Regions from separate parts of the Homo sapiens genome. Here all the other regions are linked to region 2. The links are chromatin loops, found by intact Hi-C in ENCODE. Cell type or tissue: heart left ventricle. All regions are shown on one strand. Region 1 overlaps SLC12A7 (solute carrier family 12 member 7). Region 2 has its middle 28 kb from the start of SLC12A7. Region 3 overlaps LINC02982 (long intergenic non-protein coding RNA 2982). Region 4 overlaps SLC12A7 (solute carrier family 12 member 7).

Region 1 (5,000 bases), 72 kb before region 2:
CAGGATGGACCAGACCCCACATTTCACTGGCTTCTGGTTTGGATGCTTAGAGGATGAGATTTGGGAGCTCCGAGCAATGAGATTTACATGAGAGTTGGGACTCAGAGCTGGTCTGTGCAGGCCTGAGACTTCAGGAGACACTGAGATGGGGTGAACATACTGTACATGTGTGGCAGATATGAATTTTAGGGCCGAGAGCTCAATTGCAGTGGGTTGAATAGTGCCCCCAAAAAAGAGGATACCCGCATCCCAGCCCCAGGAACCTGAGAATGCAACCTTATTTGGAAAACCTGTCTTTATGGATGTATTGAAGAACCCTGTAATTAGGTTATGATGTTGAGAGAGCATCCTGGGTCAGAGGTGGGCCCTGAAGCCACTGACAAGTGACCTTACAGGATGAAGGCAGGAAGAGCTCTCAGACTGGGAGGAAGAGACTGCGTGGAGGCACAGGCGCCCAGGGTCGCCCGGGGGCCCAGGAGCTGGAGGAGGCAGGAGGATCCTCCCGGGAGACTCTGGAGGCAGCGTGGCCTGCGGTCTCCTTCATCTCAGACTCCTGGGCTCCAGAACTAGGAGAGAACAGACGCCCTTTGCTGTGAGCCGTGTGGTCTGTGTCCCATCACAGCAGCCCCGGGCCACTCAGGGATCAGAGCCACCACCTGCCTCCTTTGCCGAGATTCCAGCAGCCCCTACGTCAGCCTGACTGGTATCCTCACCCCCTACCCTGGCTCACACCTAGAGCTCCACCAGCCCTTCACACACAAAACAACATCCAATGTTCTCCCACGGCCCCACTCCTCCTCAGGCACCCCTCGTCCTTACCCTGCTCTCCAGACACCTCCACCTTCTGCCCAGCTGCCCGGGCGCAAGACGGGACAGGGTGCAGGGCCAGCAGATATGCTCCTCTTTGAGACTTTTGTTTAGGTCAGGAAAGGCCTGAACACGTTACCCCCAAGGGGCACCAGCCAGCAAGCGGAGGCAGGGGCCCCAGAGAGGCAGAGACCGGCTGGAGGCGGACGCTGCGGGGTGGACACAGCCGTCTCTGGGCAGGAAGGCACAGGGAAGCACCCGCATCGGGCGTCATGTGGGAAGAAGGCAGGAAGTGTGGCTATTTCAGCAAAGGCCACACAGCAGCCCCTTTATGCGGCTGCTTCTCATCCCCACGAGACCCCTCTGCAGGGCAATTCAGGTTCTCTGTTCTTGTGCCCCGATCTGGCCGGAGAACGGAGCCCAGGGAAACGGCTGTTCAGGATCAGCCAAGTTTGGATGCAGCCACTGGAGGGGCCCTGAGGGCCTCCAAGTGCTGGAGCCACGTCACGGGGCCACTTCCTACATGACTGGCTGCTGTGCTCACCCCCACGTGCTGGCTCCGAGGAGTCGGAGCTGGGGATCTCAACTCTCTTCTGGCCTCACTGTTGGGAAAACCACCTTGCAGGACTGCAGGGTTTCAGGAGGACGCGGCACTGCCCTGGCCTGGCAGGAACTCAACACTGTGTGGGGAGACCCTGTTATCACAAGTCAGCACCGTGTCGGGGACCCTGTTATCACAAGTCAGCACCGTGTCGGGGACCCTGTTATCACAAGTCAGCACCGTGTCGGGGACCCTGTTATCACAAGTCCCCGCACCTGCCCGGCGCAGCAGTCGCAGAGGCCTCCGTGCAGACAGACCTCAACCCGGAGGACAACTTTACGAGCGGGGAGCAAGAACACCAGGGCCTTAGGACCCCTTTTATGCCAATCAGTGCCACACAGAACAGAGCACAAGGGCGCGCATGAGCCTCCCTGGCGACTGCATGAGTCACGAAGCTGCACGCTTCTTAGAGAAATGTCCATGCTTTACAGCCTTGCCCAGACAGGCTGCCGTGGCTCACACCTGTAATCCCAGCACTTTGGGAGGCCGAAGCAGACGAATCACTTGAGCTCAGGAGTTCGAGACCAGACTGGCCAATGTGGCGAAACCCCGTCTCTACTAAAAATACAAAAATGAGCCGGGCGTGGTGGTGGGCACCTGTAATCCCAGCTACTGGGAGGCTGAGGCAGGAGAACTGCTTCAACTCGGGAGGTGGAGGTTGCAGTGAGCTGAGACGGCGCCACTGCACTGCAGCCTGGGCAACAGAGGGAGACTCTGTCTCAAAAAATAAATAAAAATTAAAAAACAAATAAATAAAAAAGATTTGCCCAGATTTCTCTAATTTCACACTAACATAGCCACGATGGAGGAGAATACGGCTCCCCAGGGCAGTGCAGCCCCAAAGGCAGCCAAGGGAAGGCGGGGCCTGCGGCTGGCTCCAGCCCTCGCAACCAATGCAGCTAAGTCACAGCCAAAGGCTCGCTGAGAGCAGCGGGGGCAGGGTGCGCTCGTCCTCCCGTCCGCAAGAGCGGGCTCCTGTCTGAGGCTGCCCCAGACCCCCCAGCCGAAGGGCTGTCGGACGGAGAGGATCTGCCTGTGAGCTCCGTTAACGTGAGAGTATAAGTGAGCGCAGCTCTTCCCATGGCCGTGAAGACTGTGGCAGAGCGTGGCAGGGGGTCCCGTCATCCCCCAGTCACTGCAATCCCTGCCCTGTCCCTCGTGCGCACAGACGCGCCCTCACACACCTCCAGGGAGGCCAGGCAGTGCCAGGATTCTTAGAATCCACGCCAGCAGGGCAGTTCCAACTCCGGGATTCCTCCTAAGAGCATTCCAGCATGGGATAAGGAACACGGAAAGGGACATATGGGGACCAGGACCGTGAACATCCCCCCGAAAACCACGATACCTAAATCCACGGGTTCACAGTCAATAGCAGCTAACGCCTGAACCCGTGGTGAGCCATGACGCCGCCGTCAGGGAAAGGGAAGGCCCAGAGCATCTCCTGTCTTCCCTGGGAAGGCGAACCTGTGCAACAGCCTGAGAAGGTGGCCATCCACGTGGCCAACGTGGCGGGAGCGGCGGGGGCCATTTTTTACCTCCATGGGATCCTGGCCCTAGGCCACACCACCTGAGGCTGCTACCATCCACGTGCCCACAGCCCTCTTGAGCAGGGTTCCCACCCCTAGGCTGACCGGCCCAGACCTGGACGGGCCTCAGTGCGGCTGTGGTTGTGCAGAGAAACGGACCGGGGAGGCGGTGGGGGGCGGCTGCAGATGCCTGGACACACCCACAAGGTCCCAGTGGGGGCCTGGCAGCAGGGAGCTGGCTCCCAACCCACAGCAAGGACAGAGGGGGCACCCGCATGGGAGGGACCTCGGACACACACCACTGCAACAGGCACGTGGTATAGGCCCCACAGACTCCCACACACATGAGGGGGAAGGAGGAGGCTCGAGGCGCCCACGGCAGCCAGCCCTGCCTGGGAATGAGGTGCCCTTGGCATGAAAATCACGCAGGTGGGCACTCAAAAGCTCCCTGCTTTAGCAAGAAATACAGAAGTAACTCCAGGTGACGTGACGTGACGTGACGTGATGGGACCCCACAGGCTTTCATCGTGTCATCATTCCGTTTCTGGATAGTGTGAAGCTTCCCATAAGAAGTTTGAAAATCAGAGAAATGAAGACACAAAGTCTCAGACCCCGATGTCCTGGGGCAGCCGACTGCAGCAGCAGGGCTCAGAGCTGGCACCAGCATGCTACACGCCCGGGGCACTCACCCGTCCCTCCCCACAAAGCTCTGAGTGGGCAGAAATTCAGCAGCACACGGCATCACACTTAACGCAGCCCCCAGTGAGCCCCCAGCACACGGGCATCACACTTATGCAGCCCCCAGTGAGCCCCCAGTGAGCCCCCAGCACACGGGCATCACACTTATGCAGCCCCCAGTGAGCCCCCAGCACACGGGCATCACACTTATGCAGCCCCCAGTGAGCCCCCAGCACACGGGCATCACACTTATGCAGCCCCCAGTGAGCCCCCAGTGAGCCCCCAGCACACGGGCATCACACTTATGCAGCCCCCAGTGAGCCCCCAGCACACGGGCATCACACTTATGCAGCCCCCAGTGAGCCCCCAGCACACGGCATCACACTTATGCAGCCCCAGTGAGCCCCCAGCACACGGGCATCACACTTATGCAGCCCCCAGTGAGCCCCCAGCACACGGCATCACACTTATGCAGCCCCAGTGAGCCCCCAGCACACGGGCATCACACTTATGCAGCCCCAGTGAGCCCCCAGCACACGGGCATCACACTTATGCAGCCCCAGTGAGCCCCCAGCACACGGGCATCACACTTATGCAGCCCCCAGTGAGCCCCCAGTGAGCCCCCAGCACACGGCATCACACTTATGCAGCCCCCAGTGAGCCCCCAGCACACGGGCATCACACTTATGCAGCCCCCAGTGAGCCCCCAGCACACGGGCATCACACTTATGCAGCCCCAGTGAGCCCCCAGCACACGGCATCACACTTATGCAGCCCCAGTGAGCCCCCAGCACACGGCATCACACTTATGCAGCCCCCAGTGAGCCCCCAGCACACGGGCATCACACTTATGCAGCCCCCAGTGAGCCCCCAGTGAGCCCCCAGCACACGGCATCACACTTATGCAGCCCCCAGTGAGCCCCCAGCACACGGTATCACACTTATGCAGCCCCCAGTGAGCCCCCAGCACACGGGCATCACACTTATGCAGCCCCCAGTGAGCCCCCAGCACACGGGTATCACACTTATGCAGCCCCCAGTGAGCCCCCAGCACACGGGTATCACACTTATGCAGCCCCCAGTGAGCCCCCAGCACACGGGCATCACACTTATGCAGCCCCAGTGAGCCCCCAGCACACGGGCATCACACTTATGCAGCCCCAGTGAGCCCCCAGCACACGGCATCACACTTATGCAGCCCCAGTGAGCCCCCAGCACACGGCATCACACTTATGCAGCCCCCAGTGAGCCCCCAGCACACGGGCATCACACTTATGCAGCCCCAGTGAGCCCCCAGCACACGGCATCACACTTATGCAGCCCCCAGTGAGCCCCCAGCACACGGTATCACACTTATGCAGCCCCCAGTGAGCCCCCAGTGAGCCCCC
Region 2 (5,000 bases):
CCCTCCTCTTCTCAGAAGTGGTCACGCTGTGTCCAGAGTTGGTTCCTTCCAGTGGGTTCTTGGTTTATGCTGACTTCAAGAATGAAGTCCCAGATCTTTGCAGTGTTACAGCTCTTAAACGTGGCACGGACCCAAAGAGTGAGCAGCAGCAAGATTTATTGCAAAAGGGGAAAAGCGGAAAAAAACACAAACCTTCCACATCATTGAAATGAACCCCAGGGCACCACCCACTGCCGGCGGGGTGGGGCAGGGCAGGGCGGCTTTTATTCCCTTATTTGACCCCACCCACATCCTGCTGATTGGTCCATTTTACAGAACACTGATTGGTTCATTTTACAGAGTGCTGATTGCTCCATTTTTACAGAGTGCTGATTGGTGCATTTACAAACCTTTAGCTACACACAGAGCTGCTCATTGGTGTGTTTACAATCCTTTAGCTAGACAGAAAAGTTCTACAAGTCCCCACCCTACCCAGAGGCCCAGCGGGCTTCACCTCTCAACCTCATAGGGCCTCCTCCTCTGTGTGCCTCTCTCCTCGTCTGTTTCTGATTTGCCAGTGGGCTTAGAGCCCGCTCACATAAACTGGGGCGACTTCAGCTGGAGATCTTTACCCCACATGCAAAGATTCTTTTCCAAATAAGGTCATATTCTCGGGTTCCAGGAATCAGGACATAGATGTAGCTCTTTGGAGGCCACCGTTTAGTTTACTACAAACCTTGAAACCAAAACAGGATCAAGGTCCAAACTTAGAAGGACTTGGGCTCCAGAGAGAGGCCCAGGAAGCTAAGCCCCACTGCCCGACACAGCCCTGTGTGCACAGTGGGAGCCCCAGGGTGTCTGTTCAACTGCAACACACAGCTTTCTACCAGGTCCTTAACACATGCTGGGTCCTAACATGTGCCCTGAGGTGAGCCGGGGATACTCGACTCCAGGGCACTGGCCAGAAGCCTTGGACCTGCACCCACCACCCAGGCCTCTGAAAGGAGAGCAAGCTGAAGTCTTGACTTTGAAACAGCTGCAGGGGTCGCCCCTCACCCAAGCTTGGGGTGGGGGGGGGGCTCTGGGCGGCAGCAGGTGCACTTTGGGAGCCTCCGATGGTCCCCACAGCTGGGCTCCCTCCTCATCCCCATGGGCGTAGCCCACCAGGTGGCTGCTGAGTCCTCATGGTCCGTAGGCAAGAGGAAGGGGGAAAGTGTGAGCCCTTGGCCTCCACGGCAGCCGGCTGGGATCCTGGCGGGGGACCCTCGCTGGTAACAGCATCTCCCCAGGACGTGCGGCCCCAGTGCCTGCACCCAAGCCCAGCCCTGGTGGGGAGCAGCCCCTGGAAGGCAGGAACCACTCCAGGCAAATGCAGCTGGTGCTCAGCTACATCCTCACGAGGGCCCTGGGCCCCAAACCAAGAGGCGGCTCAGCCTGACAGATGCGGTTCTGGGAGCTGGGGCGGTTGACACTGCCTGGGCCTTGCCGGCTTGGCCTTCTCTGAGGGGTGGTGTCCACACAGCAGCAATGGTGCCACATGCCGGAACCTGGAACCGAGGTTGCCTCGAGAACTGTTTGGGCAGTGGCCCTAGCGGGTGTGGGTGCCGGGAAACAGGAGGCAGAGTGGCCCCCATGTTCCTCTGTAGGCGTCCGCACAGCCTGCCTTCCCCGAGTGCACACGGCGAGCTTGCTTGACCCTGGGGTGGCCACGGCCCACTTTTGTGACCCACGTCCCTCCTCCCGGCAGGCCCCGTGTCTTTGGGGAAGGTGAGTAATTCTGAATCTGGTTCCCGAGCCCCACTTCCCAGTCTAGGGCCACTACGTCCCCACGGTTCTGGGACACTTGCTGAGACAAAGGCAGATTTTGTGAGTCAAAAGGGACTTTCCACATCTCCAAACGGCGTTTCCGGATGCATGGGCCTCAGGGCTCTGATCCCAAGAAGTGCCAAGAAGACCTCTGTGGTCACAGATGCGGACCAGGCCGGGACATGCTGGAAGGTGTCAGGACACGCCCGGCCTGCACCTCTGTCTCCCAGAGCATCCCAGGTCTCAGGGCATCAAACGCTCCGAGGTCGGTGACCAGGCACCACCGCCTTGGCCTCAACCAGCACCCCAGAGGCGCCGTCCTGCCCTCAGAAGGCCCCCCAGAAACGCTGTTTCCCATCGCTGGCTGGCTGTCTCGTACCAGCCGCTGCAGCCCCGGCCCACCTGCATGCAGGGAGCAGGGCCCCATGGGAACCCAGGCAGATCCCCCTCCTGAGAAAGGTGGCCCTGCCCCAGCCAGCACATCCCAGGCGATGAGGCATGTGATCCCCATGGCCCCTCGGGTGAATCCTGACCGCCAATCTGCACACACAGCCACACCTGCGTCTCCATCTCCCTCGGTTCTGTTCCCCCCCACCGGGTCTGGAAGACACTGGTAAGCAGGGGAGGAGGAAACAGGTGCAGCTCCAGCGAGGCGGTGCTCCCTGCTGGTGAGTGGGTGCCCCCTGCTGGTGAGGGGGGGTGCTCCCTGCTGGCTTCCCCTCCCCACAGCTGTCCCTGGAGGGAGGCGTCATTCTGTAAACAGGGAGATGGGGTTCAGGACGGTGCCAGCATGCCCAGCAATCCCGGAGTTCCCCGTGCTCAGGAACTCGCACCGCTGGCTCCACGCTCTCTACTCCAGTGGGACAAGAAAGCTCTGCTCACCAGGCAACGAGAGGCGCAAGGGCGGAGCCCAGGGCCCCGGGGAGGGCTCAGGTGGCTGGCGGAGGGGGTGCAGGGAAGGGAGATTCACCCAGGAGGGCCATTGACAAGCACTGGCTGGGGAGGGATGTGGTCACTGCACCGGCATGACAGCTCGGAGTAGCTTCTAGGTGACCACGCCATGGGAGAATGTTCTGAGGGGAACCCCTTGGGAGGCTCAGCATGAGGCAGAGCCGTTGGGGGCTGCAGCCAAGGTGGGCAAGCTGGGCCTGGGCCAGTTCAGAGCAGCCAGGCTGAGGGGGAGGGTGGACACGGGACGTTTATACCAATACGCTCGGGCCGCTGTGGAAATGAGTGCAGCCAGGCTGTGCACACCACAGACACGTCTCGAAGCCTCGGGCCTGAAGTCCCAGGTCAGTGTGTGGCTGGGCTGCTCCCCTGAGCTGTAGGCGGGCACCGGTTCCGGCCTCTTCTTGGCTTGCAGGCCCCAGCTTCTCCCTGTGTCTCTGTATCGTCCCTGCTCTGTGAGTGTCTATTTCTGTGTCCAAATTCCCCCTTTTAATAAGGACACCCGTTATATTGAATTAGGATGCACCCCTGTGAGCTGTCACTTGATGACCTCTGCAAACAGCTCCCTCCCAATACCATCACATTCTCAAGTGCTAGGCAGTAGGACCCCCAGTCCTCTCCCAGTCCTAATGGAGAGATGTCACTGAGCCTGTAACTTGGCTGTCCCAGCCGTCCCTGCTGCCACGGGCACCACAGCCGCCATGGGCACCAGAGCCGCCACGGGCACCACAGCTGTCCCTGCCTCCCTCTCTGTGCTCTCCCCTGGCTTGTTTTCTGTATCTCCTGGGATGGAGGCTCCCTGGGGACTGTCTTCCCCACTGTGTCCTCAGCACCCAGACCTCACTGGGACAGCAGCCACTAAGCTTGTGTGGTCACTGAAGTTTATATTTAAGTTAAAATTTTTTTTAAAAAATGAAGAATCCAGGTCCTCAGCCACAGCAGCTACAGCTCAAGTGCCGATAGCCACATGTGGCCGGTGGCTGCTGCATAGGACAGCGTGGACAAGGAATAACTCCGTTGGTGCAGAGAGGCCACTGGACACTCAGGCAGAGACAAGAGGGTTCGCCGGGACAGATCAACAGATGAACAAATTCAGAACAAAATGCTTAGTGAGGGAGAAGTGAACTTTCATTTTGCCCAAGTCACCATTATCATGGGTGCTGCTGGCAGGATCAGACCTGGTCATGTGGAGTCTGAAGTGCTCCCAGCCACCAACTGTGGCTGTTGCTTAGAGATACCCCTCTTCCCTGCAGCCCTGCAGGACTTCCCGGGGCTTCCTGGCCTCCACCTTTGCTTCTGGTGCTAGAGGCGGGGCAGGTGGCGTCAGGGTGGCCACTCCCCTCCCCAGAGCTGCACTGGGCCGCAGTCAGTTCACCCGGCCACCCCTGGCAGCATCTCTGGGCCCCAGACAGGGCCCCTCCATACAGAGCCCAGACGCTCCACAGGGCAGGGGCAGCCCAGCCCTATAAGCCCTGGTGCCCCCATAATCAGGAGGAAGAAAACCTCCCCCGTCTCCTGTCCCCTCTCTCCCCTCTCCCCTCCCCCCTCGCCCCTCCCGTCTCCCCTCTCCCCTCTCTCCTCTCCCCTCTCCCCTCTTCCCTCTCCCCTCTCCCCTCCACCCTCTCCTGTCTCCCCTCTCCCTTCTCCCCTTTCCCCTCTCCCCTCCTCACTCTCTCATCTTCGCTGTCCCCTCCCCTCTCTGCCCTCCACTCCCCCCTCCCCTCCCCCTCCCCTTTCCCCTCCCCACTCCCCTCTCTCCCCTCTCCCCTCTCTTCCCTGTTCTCTGCTTCTCTGTGTGTGTCTCTCTCTCTGTCTCTCTTTCTGTCTCTGTCCATCTGTCTCTGTCTGTTTTTCTGTCTCTGTGTCTCTGTCTCTCGCTGTCTCTGTCTGGCTGTCTCTGTCTCCCTGTCTCTCTGTCTCTGTCTCTGTGTCTCTCTCTGTCCCCCTCCCCTCTTCCTGAGCCACTGCCCAGAACTCCAGGCAGGAGGTGCTCACGGCCCTCCCCACATCTTCCCCCTAGAATACCCGTGACCATCAGCTGCCCCCCCCATACACACCCCTCCCCTCCAATCCCAAACTCACTCAGAGCCCCTGTTCTTTGGGCAACGTGCTCAGAACTCAGGGGAGGTAAGGGGGAGTAGGTCAGCAGAAGAGGAAATGGACTTTCCTGGCCCATTCTCCATCCTGGGAGGGCACTGGGCCCTGGGCCCCAGGCCCCGGGCCCCGGTATTCATGGTAACGGGGGCTGAGAGGCGGCCAAAGAAGGC
Region 3 (5,000 bases), 150 kb before region 2:
TACACAAATCAGTAGCACCGCTATACACCAACAATGACCAAGCTGAGAATCAAATCAAGAACCCGAGCTCTTTTACAATAGCTGCAAAAAGTAAAATAAAATAACTAGAAATAACTTGACCAAGAGGTGAAATATCTCTACAAGGAGACCTAGCAAACACTGCTGAAAGAAATTGTATATGACACAAACCAACGGAAATACATCCCATGATCATGGATTGGAAGAATCAATATTGTGAAAGTGACCACACTACCCAAAGCAATCTACAGATTCAATGCAATTCCTATGAAGATACCAACATCGCTTTTCAAAGAATTGGGAAAACAATCCTAAATACCATGCTGTTTTGGTTACCATAGCCTTGTAAGATAATTTGAAGTCAGGTAATGTGATTCCTCCAGCTTTGTTCTTTTTGCTTAGGATTACTTTGGCTATTCAGGCATTTTTTTATTCTATGAATTTTAGGGAGGGAGGGGAAGGAGGGAAGGAGGAAGGGAAGGAAGGAAAGAAGGAAGGAAGGAAGAAAGGGAGGGAGGAAAGAAAGAGAGAGGGAGAGAAAGAAAAGAAAGAGAAAAGAAAAAGAAAGAGATGGAAGGATGGAAGGAAGGAAGGAAAGAAAGGCAGAAAGATAGGAAAGAAAAAAAGAAAGGAAGAGAGAAAGAGAGAAAGAAAGAGAGAAAGAGAGAAAGAAAGAAAGAGAAAGAAAGGGAAAGAAATCATTCCAGTCAAAAGCCCCGTGTTAGAGATCAGCCGGTGGTTTCTGCTTACCTGAACTATAACCATGTACACTGAGATGGACTTTGGTTTGCTTGAGTTGAAACCCAAGGCGCTGGGGTCATCTCATTCTAATGATCTCCCAATTATTTTAACCTGTGTGTGTGTTTACTATGTGCACACACACAAGCACAACTAAGAACTCAAATTCAGAATAAAGAAATTCTACAAATCAATAAAAGACAAAAACCCAATTTTTGAAAACGCAAAGACAGTATCCAAATTGCCAATAAGCATATACAACCGTGCTCAACTTCAACGATTGCGGGAGCAACGAGTATCAAAAACACAATAAAATACCAATATACACCCGACAAAATGGCTAAAATTTACAGCTGACAATTGCAAGTGGTGGCAAGGGTGTGGGGCAACTGGAACTCCCATAGACTGTTGGAGAGTGTGAGTTGGCACAGCCACTCTGAAAAGCTGTTAAGCCCTGTTTGATAAAGCTGAGCATGTGCATACTCTATAACCCAGCACTTCAAATCCAGTGTATGTTCCACATCTGTACAAGAATTCCATCTGCCACAAAGTACACATGAGGCTGTTTGTGACACCCTTACTCACAACAGGTAAAAACTACTGTGATTAACAGAACGGATAATAAACTGCGTTCACATAATGGAATACTATAAGGCCGCTTACATGAATGAAACAGTGCTGTGTTCAACAGCATGGGTGAGTTTCACACTTATATGAAGTTCAAGAAGAGCTGAAGGTAATCTGTGTGTTAGAAGAGGGGTTGTGGAGCCTTATGGGGTGGAGGTTTCTGGGGGCTGGGATTGTTCTATGTCCTGGTCTTGGAGGTCTCGATGCTGTAACAATTCACCATAATTTTCTTATTCATATTATACTTCAAAAAATTGCCTAAAAACAATAAAAGGGTTAGGAAACTAAATAAATCAAATTTAATTTAAAAATAAATTCCTGGCTGGGCGCAGTGGCTCACACCTGTAATCCCAGCACTTTGGGAGGCCAAGGTGGGTGGATCACGAGGTCAGGAGATTGCGACCATCCTGGCTAACATGGTGAAACCCGTCTCTACTAAAAATATAAAAAATCAGCCAGGTGCAGTGGCTCACACCTGTAATCCCAGCACTTTGGGAGGCCAAGGTAGGTGGATCATGAGGTCAGGAGTTCAAGACCAATCTGGCCAATGTGGTGAAATCCCGTCTCTACTAAAAAATACAAAAATTAGCCAGGCATGGTAGTGGGCACCTGTAATTCCACCTACTTGGGAGGCTGAGGCAGGAAGAATTGCTTGAACCTGGGAGGCAGAAGTTGCAATGAGCTGAGATCACGCCACTGTACTCCAGCTTAGGCAACACAGAGAGACTCCATCTCAGAAAAAAAAAAAAATACAAAAAATACAAAAAATTAGCCGGGCATGGTGGCAGATGCCTGTAATTCCAGCTACTTGGGAAGCTGAGGCAGGAGAATTGCTTGAACCAGGGAGGCGGAGGTTGCAGTGAGCTGAGATTGCACCACTGCACTCCAGCCTGGGTGACAGAGTGAGACTCCGTCTCAATAAATAAATAAATAAATTCCCACATTGATTCTTTTGCGGGAAAAAGCAATAAAATGTGTGACCAGGCAAACAGACTAATGGAATAAAAGAAAGTGCCAAAAAGGGCCCCCTTCAATGGGAACCCTGATATGACAGGACCATCATCTATGGAACCCCACTGTGATGAATGTGGGCCCCGCATCCCTGGAGAAGGGGTACCAGGACCAGCATGGGGGGTGAGAGCTTCCAAAAATGCCCGCCAACTGCCTTCCTTCTTCACCAGGCCAGGCGAGTGCTCAAAGCACTTTTCCTGCAGGAACCGAGACGCGAGCTCCTTTAACAGCCACCAGCGAGTCCCACATCACCCTCCCCCTCTACCCGACATCCCTTTTCATTCTCAGGGGAAGCACCCTGGCCCCTCTTTGGCCTGGGCCCCCTGGGATGGGCTGCCTGGCGCAGCTGCATCCTGTAGGAGTCAGTGGGCGGCTGGGGCTCCGTGTCTTCCTGGGACTTCTATTGAAGGCATTTTGAGGAGGTTGGAAGATAAGTGTCTAGTTAGGCATTAGAGAGAAGTCTCCCTTCACAGTGGCAAAGTTAGGCTGTGTGTCTTTTCCTGTCTTGGGAGTAGCCGCTCTTGCCCCAGCTGCGGATGCTGGGTGTGAGCAAGGCTTTCAGGCTGGCCATGGGCTCCTTCCAGGCTTGAGCTGTGTCCCCTGAAGCCAGGGGGAGCCATTGACCTGCGGCCTCCCAGAGCAGGGGCACGAGGTCTGTCGCTGGACTTTCCAAGTCGACTTCCTTCTTTTGTCCTGCCAATTTTCTAAAGAAGAAAGCTGCCTTTTCTCTGGAGGCTGGCAGGAGCCATCTGGGAGAATGAAATACAGCCTCTTCCTCTTTGTCTTTAACTTCCCTTCAAAGCTGAGCGAGAAAAAAAAGATGACTTGGTCTGGGGTCCTTGGTGGCATCAAGCCCCCAGCACCCCTCCTGTCAAAGCAAAGAATATTACCAAGGGTAAAAAAGCGACATTTCATAAAGAGGCAATTTATCAAGATGACATAGCAGTCCTAATTATTTGTGCCCGTAATTACAAAGCTTCAAAATACTTGAAACAAAATTGATAGAATTGCAAGGAGAAATTTTTAAAATCACAATTACAGTAAGAGATTTCAACATCACTCTCTCAATAATTGAAAAAAGAGCAAGCAGACAAAGCAGCAAGAAAGAACATTGTGTAGTCCCAGCTACTCGGGAGGCTGAGGCAAGAGAATGGCATGAACCCAGGAGGCGGAGCTTGCAGTGAGCCGAGATCGCGCCACTGCACTCCAGCCCGGGCAACAGAGCGAGACTCCGTCTCAAAAAAATAAAAAAAATAAAGAACATTGGACAACATCGATCAGCACGATCTGACTGATGCCTACAGAACCCTCCACCCAACCACAGAGGAACTCATGTTCTTCTTTTTTTGAGACGGAGTCTCGCTCTGTCGCCCAGGCTGGAGTGCAGTGGCACCATCTCGGCTCACTGCAAGCTCTGCCTCCTGGGTTCAAGTGATTCTCCTGCCTCAGCCTCCCAAGTAGCTGGGACTACAGGTGCCCGCCACCACATCCAACTAATTTTTTTTGTATTTTTTAGTAGAGACAGGGTTTCACAGTTTTAGCCAGGACGGTCTCGATCTCCTGACCTCATGATCCGTCCGCCTCAGCCTCCCAAAGTGCTGGGATTACAGGCGTGAGCCACCACGCCCGGCCAATTTTTAGGTTTATGAGTGGCTGTCCCTGGAGCTCAGCTATGCTTGGGAAGCTGAGCCTCCCAGTCACAGGGGGCAGGTGCAGACAGGCTTGTACCAGAGGAGGTCGGCTGTCACATCCTGTCCCCACCACTGCCCACAAGCTGTGGGGCCAGGCCTGGGGACTTAGCACACCTGGCCCACCAGCCATGGCCCACAGCCCATGGTGAGCTCAGGGAGGTGGGTGAGACAGATGGAGCTGGCCTGTGTGGCTTGGCCCTGGGAGGCCTCTGTTTCCTCCCTCAGTGCCACCCCCAACCCCAGGAGGGGTAGGGACCAGTGGGCAGACGCCGAGCCCCTGGGTGCTGGAGCAGAGGAGACTGGCGATGAGGACCTGCATGCCCATCACACCCTCTGATGATCAGAAAGAAACCAATGCAATCCCTTCCCCGGCTCTCAGCCCTTCCAGGACTTCTCACCAGTGCAGAATTCCACCGTACACCTCATCTCCATCCTGGCCCAGGGTTAGCCCTGAAGATCAGGGGGCCTGGCCCAGATACTTCCTGCTCCCCACAGTGATTTTATGGGACTGAGCCAAGAGGATGCCCTGGCAGGGGGCTTCTGGAACCTGGTGGCCTTCATCTGCACCGCCTCTCTCTGCAGGCTCCCAGGCAGCATCAGGGTCTGTCTGGCCCAAGGGGAGGTGGAGTGCCCAGGACCTTGGTACATGGGCAAGTAAGGACTGAGATGTGTGGACTGCAGACCAAGCCCATCTTCCAGGGAGAGCAAAGAGAGCGGCACTGTGCCCACCCGGGCGACCCCTCCTGCACAGGTCCCATCAGAAATGGCATGGCTCCACCCCCAGCCTCTGCGATAAAGAAATCGAGATGACCCTAAGTTGTGCAAGGTCAGGCATCCCTCAGTGGCACAGGAACAGAACCACGGGTCTGTCCTGTTGTGCTTTTTTTTTTTTTTTTTAAAATAAAAGTGGTGGTT
Region 4 (5,000 bases), 87 kb before region 2:
GTCGTGGGCTGTCGGGGGAACTCACTGTTCACTCTGCGCGCGTGTGCCCCTGGGTTTCAGTGCATTTGCCTGCGTGAGGCACTGATCGCACCTGTGGCTGTGGGCTGGGCCCTGTCAGTGCTTATGAAAAGAAGTGGCTGGTTTTCTAAAGGTGGATGGAGACTCGGACAGCTGCAAACACAGCCCGGCATGGCAGAGCCACAGCTGGGGGCCCCTTCCCGGAGCGTAGGCCCTGATGAACTGAACGTGTTCACCACACACCCGACAGATGATCCACCACGTTCTGGAAAAGCCGAGTTCCCTTTCCAGATGGCCCTGGCCCACGCCTCAGCTCATGAAATGTGGACCTGCCGAGCCCAGAGGCTCCCACACGAGGGTGACACGGGCATGGACAGAGTCCTCCAGCTTCAGTGCCTTGAGGTACAGAAACACAAAGACAGTCAAGGAACAGAGTGACTCGGAGGTGACCGGGGCCCTGAGCGGAGCCATGGCCAGGGCTGACGTTTCACCTTCATCATCAGGGACAGCTTCAGCTCCGGGTGCTCTTCCAAGAATGTTCTGGATGGGGTAGAAATGCAACCTAACCACTGGGTAAATCCAGCCAAGGAAAAGAACTTCCAGAAACCAAGGCAAGGGCTCACTGGCTTCTTGTGACCTGCGAGAAGATCTGGCCACGTCCAGGTCACTCCGGTAGCAGCGTCTGCCCTCAGATGCAAGGAAATCGTCCAGCCACGCCCTGATTTGCTGAGCCTGTTAAGGCTGAACAGGAGAGCCCTAGGTGACGGGCCTAGAAACTTCCGTAGGAAGCCCCATGGGCAGCTTGGGCGGCATCACTGGGGGACAGGTGTGTCTGCCGTCTGTTTCCCTGGGCCAAGCCCAGGCCCAGGCTGCCCACGCCGTCCTCCGTGCCTGTCCCAGAGTGCCGTGATGCTGTTGGGCATTAGGAGTAGATGGTGATCACCTCCCGGCCGCCACCCCTGACCAGGAGGACTCTGTTCAGCCCCTCGGTCAGGACTTCAAGAAACTCCATGTCTGTGGTCAACAGAGTTAAGGCCACAGCTGATCTTACCTGAGCGTGTGTAGCTGAAATCGTGATAGGAGTGAGGTTTATCCTCTCCTGGTTAGCTAAGATTTGGTTTGAGAAACCCAGAGCCAAGGTGAAAAGAGAGGTGGGGATTAGAGAGACCCCCCAGGCGGGGAGGAGCAGGGCAGGGGAGAGAGGGGCCAGTGCTCGGGAAAGAGAGGGAGCACCGTGGCCACAGGGAGGACGAGCAGAGACAGCGACACAGCCCACGGTGCTGACCCCACCCGACAGGGAACCCCAGCCACGGGACTGGGTCCTCACCAGCCTACAGGGGACCTGGGCCACGGATTCCGATCAGGACGCATGGAGGACATGCCCTCACTGGCCCCAGTTCTTGGTGCCAACCTGGCAGGGATGTGCCAGGCGTCACCCTGTCTGTGCCAATACGCCCAGATGCACTGCGGAGTTCTCCTTCCAAAGCACAAATTCCCAAAGCTGCGACCAATTGTGGCCTTAAAGCCGAGAGCTGGGCTCCTCACCTCCCACCGTTGTCGGCGCAGGGTGGGGCTGAGCCCCAGCGGAGGTCCCAGAATGCACAGCTGCTGTGGGGATGCATGACAGGGAGCCTCCCAGCCCCAGGGCAGCCCTGAGCACCTGGGGACAGTGGGGCTGGTACTGTAGGCGGGCCCTCCCTCCCCCACACCAATGCCAGGGCTGGCCCCAACTCTGGCCCGGTCACCACTGGGCTCAGAGCCCCACTGCATCCCGGTCGTAGCTCCCAGAGCCTGGGGCTGAAGGAGAGGCGGGAAGCCAGCCTCACTCCCAGCACCCACAAACCCAGGTCTTAGCGAGAAGCCACCAGGGGGTGCCCGCACGCTCAGCAGGCACACTGCAAGAAAGGATACAGTTCTCGTCTCCCTGCCGGTTTTTGGGAGGACCTGGCATGTTGAGCAGGACCAGCTGCGCATCCTGGGACTTGTTGAGGACGACGCCATTGAGCTTCACAGCCGTGTGCATCCGCCTGACGTTGGACTGGTCCCTGCAGGGGAGGTGGGCACGGTCAGCGGGCGGCGGGTGCACCCCACGCTCCGGACACGAGGCTGAGCTGAGCCCTGATGAGCTGCATTCACACGTGTTGGAAAGGGCTGTGTGAGTCAGGATCAGGCGGATTCTCTGACCCTGAAGGATGCAGAAGTGGCGGCTCCGAGCGAAAGGCGCTGACTGCAGCCAGGGCGGGCGTTCAGCAGCGGGATGCTTTGGCCTCCAGGGACCTAGAACTCAGCCCACTAAGGCTGCCAAGCTTCTAAGGGCTACAGTCACACAACACAAACCGCAAGCGCTTTCCTAACTACATCTACATCTGCAAAGCAGGCAGAACAGTGGAAGCCGTCTGGGTGGCCCATGTGCCTGACGCCTTCAAGGCTGACACGCTTCTCTTGACATCTACATCATCGCCCCTAAACCCCACGTCAGACACTGCCAAACACAGACCCGTCAGGCTGGGCACACATGGCCTCCTCTCCGAGGGTCCTGATACAACTGGGTCCAAGGGGCCGGAAGCTCAGGAAGGAAAGGCCCAGAGTCCCCCACACCGGCCTGTGCAGCCGTTGCTGCTGAAGCTCCCAGGCCTGACAAGGACAGGGTATGCCGAGGACTCAGCTGGAGGCACAGGCCCTCAGTGGCCACTACTGGGTCCCCTCCTACGGCCCACCCTGCCCCTGTCTGGCCAAGGGCTAAAGGACAAGCACTTCCACCGTGTGGCCGTCCAGCCCCCGCCTTCCGTCCTCACAACGCAGCTCTGCTCCACGACCCTCCCTGTCTGCTCTCTGAAGCTGCTGTGGCCGGTCCATGTCTCAAAGCGTCCCTGGCGGCCTGGGCCCGGCCACAGCCCCACAGGAGGCTCCCCAACCAAGTAGGTTTGGGGACACTGCAGAATCATGCTGTGAGGTGCTCAGGCCCTTGCGGGACAGAGCTTATCTCCCTCCTCTACCCCACGGTCCCCTCCTAGGCAGGCCCCTAAACTGCAGCAGAACTGGCGTTCCAGGAGGCCACCTGGGGAAACGCTGGGCGGAGGGGAGCACTTGCGTTTCTGTGTTGGAAAAACCCGGCCCGTGTGTGGACTTGAAAGTCGGAGCGGGTCTCAGGCCAGCTGCAGCCGTGCGGTCGTGACTGTGGCCCCCTGGGGGAGGTCACCAGCGCCCTGGACGCAGAGGGGCGGCGGCGGACAGACAGAGGCCGCCCATGCAGGGTCATGGAGAGGCCCCACGGACGCTATCCAGGCTCACGCCCTTTGATCCGCTTGACGCTTAAGCCACATAAACGTGATCATAACCACCAATTTCCAGGAGGAACACAGGGAGAGACCTTCTATCTTCTCTCCAGCCTGGTCTAATTACAGATGGGGTCTCTGTCCACAGCACAGTCAAGGGGCTTTCGTGCCAGGAACTTGGAACTTTGAATTCGACTTCTGGATAGACCACAATTACCAGTGTGTTTGGGGACAAAGAGCAGCTCCAGGAAGTGAAAGCAGGCCAGGAGCACAGGGGGGTCGGAGTGGGCAGCGTGTCCACAGCCAGTGAGTGCTGGGGTGAGGCGGAGACCTGGCCCTTGGCTACTGGTGGAGTATGCCGGCCGCCACAGCAAGGAGGACCAGTGCAGACACAGGCACAGACACGCACACTAATGTGTATACGCACACACACATACATGCAGACACACTGATGTGTACACACACAGGCATAGTCACACTAATACACAAGTGCATACACTATCATGTACAAACAGGCATGCAGTCACAATGTGCAAATGCGTGCAGACACACTAACATGTAAGACATGCATAGTATGTGCACACAGACATGCACACTAACGTACGTGGACGTGCACACAGGCAGGTACACGTCCACCGGCAGGTGCGCTGACAGGTACATGCGAGCACGCACACAAACAGACATCCGTTAAGTGTGCTCCCGGGGACGTCACAGTAAGCCACGCACATCTCACGCCCGCACTGCCCAGAAGAGGTCAGGGCCGACCTCCAGATCTTCGGAGGGCTTCTCCCAGCCCAACCCCGAGAAACTGCTGGGCCAAGAGAGTCAATGCCATCCCAGACGCACGCCACACATGAATACAAAGCCCACGCGTTGTCCATTCTGGCCCACCTTCTCCTGACCCTACAGGCCTGTGGGGACCTGCCCCCGCCCCGACCAAGGGGAGGCAAGCCCCGGCGCTGGGAGGAGGCACAGGTGCCACTGAGGGTCCCCGAGTGTGTGTGCCTGTGCATGTGTGTGTCAAACCCTACTCCTGGGTCTACGTCGTTCTTCGGCTTTAATTAACACGCTATTCTGAAGGCACTTTCAGATTTACAGAACGGAGCAGGAAGTACAGGGATTCCCTGCACGCCTCGCACATAGCTGCACAGTTTCTTGAGTCTGATTAATTCAGGTTTCGGGGTTAAAGATAAAAAGGGAAGGGAAGTGTGGCCACTCAGCCAAGGCGTTCCTCACTCAGGCACCAGGCACTGCCTGCCCACAAGGAAAACATGGCCCAGGCGGTTACTGGCGGGGGCAGGCAGGGGACAGAGACGGCATCGAGGACTCCCAGGGAGCACCCTGGGGGTCCGTCCAGGGTACACCCTCCCACCTGCCCCGGAGCTCAGACGCAGGTAGCTCCTGCCGAGGGTCCGACCACACAGAGAACTGATCTGCACCCCTCTCCGCCTGGAGGCTGGACAGCTTTAACATGGAAGGCATTCCAGGTGGGAACGCGACTCAGCTAGCGCCTGACCCAGAAGGACGTGGATGGACTCACTGACGGGCCCTGCGAGGCGCACGCCTCCCCTCCACTCCGGAGCGGCTCGGACACCTCCCAGGTCTCAGTTCCTGGGCCTCACTTAGGAAGAGGCTTCAGGCGTGTGCTGGAGCCACCGTGAACAGAGGGGAGCGAAGGCAACAGGAAACTGACGTGGGAGCCGCAGC

Evidence for each region. Hi-C counts contacts between places; a loop is a spot of excess contacts. Peaks named below come from ENCODE experiments on the same cell type or tissue, not always from the same donor. Only the 100,000 strongest peaks of a DNase experiment are listed, where the experiment ranks them.
Region 1: it touches region 2 in a loop (2.3-fold over the local background); 21 of 110 quality-filtered maps call a loop at or near these places.
Region 3: a loop joins it to region 2, with 5 times the contacts of the local background. A loop is called at or near these places in 51 of 110 quality-filtered maps.
Region 4: it touches region 2 in a loop (2.2-fold over the local background); 21 of 110 quality-filtered maps call a loop at or near these places.

Annotation. Positions count from the first base shown.
Region 1 is chr5:1,066,305-1,071,304 of GRCh38, forward strand. All of the region lies in intron 17 of SLC12A7 (solute carrier family 12 member 7), which reads right to left. Among named protein-coding and RNA genes, the nearest start is that of MIR4635, 5.8 kb to the left of the region's middle. RefSeq lists enhancers at 1,186-1,685, 2,408-2,907. In heart left ventricle, no CTCF peak of the experiment used is centred here; DNase peaks (open chromatin) are centred at 1,537, 2,297 and 3,247.
Region 2 is chr5:1,138,020-1,143,019 of GRCh38, forward strand. It overlaps a transcript of SLC12A7 not described here. Among named protein-coding and RNA genes, the nearest start is that of SLC12A7, 28 kb to the left of the region's middle. RefSeq lists an enhancer at 2,475-3,318. In heart left ventricle, CTCF peaks have their summits at 2,468 (motif pointing left) and 2,675; a DNase peak (open chromatin) is centred at 2,462.
Region 3 is chr5:987,362-992,361 of GRCh38, forward strand. It overlaps LINC02982 (long intergenic non-protein coding RNA 2982), which reads right to left. Exons shown (of 2, transcript NR_104615.1): 2 at 1-3,196. Among named protein-coding and RNA genes, the nearest start is that of LINC02982, 7.5 kb to the right of the region's middle. RefSeq lists an enhancer at 3,770-4,484. In heart left ventricle, a CTCF peak has its summit at 3,002; DNase peaks (open chromatin) are centred at 2,730 and 3,000; H3K27ac peaks cover 917 bases.
Region 4 is chr5:1,051,420-1,056,419 of GRCh38, forward strand. SLC12A7 (solute carrier family 12 member 7) reads right to left here. Exons shown (of 24, transcript NM_006598.3): 23 at 1,930-2,063; 24 at 1-1,032. The coding sequence ends at 941. Among named protein-coding and RNA genes, the nearest start is that of MIR4635, 9.1 kb to the right of the region's middle. In heart left ventricle, a CTCF peak has its summit at 1,887 (motif pointing right); DNase peaks (open chromatin) are centred at 1,412, 1,882, 2,022, 4,652 and 4 weaker places; H3K27ac peaks cover 1,921 bases.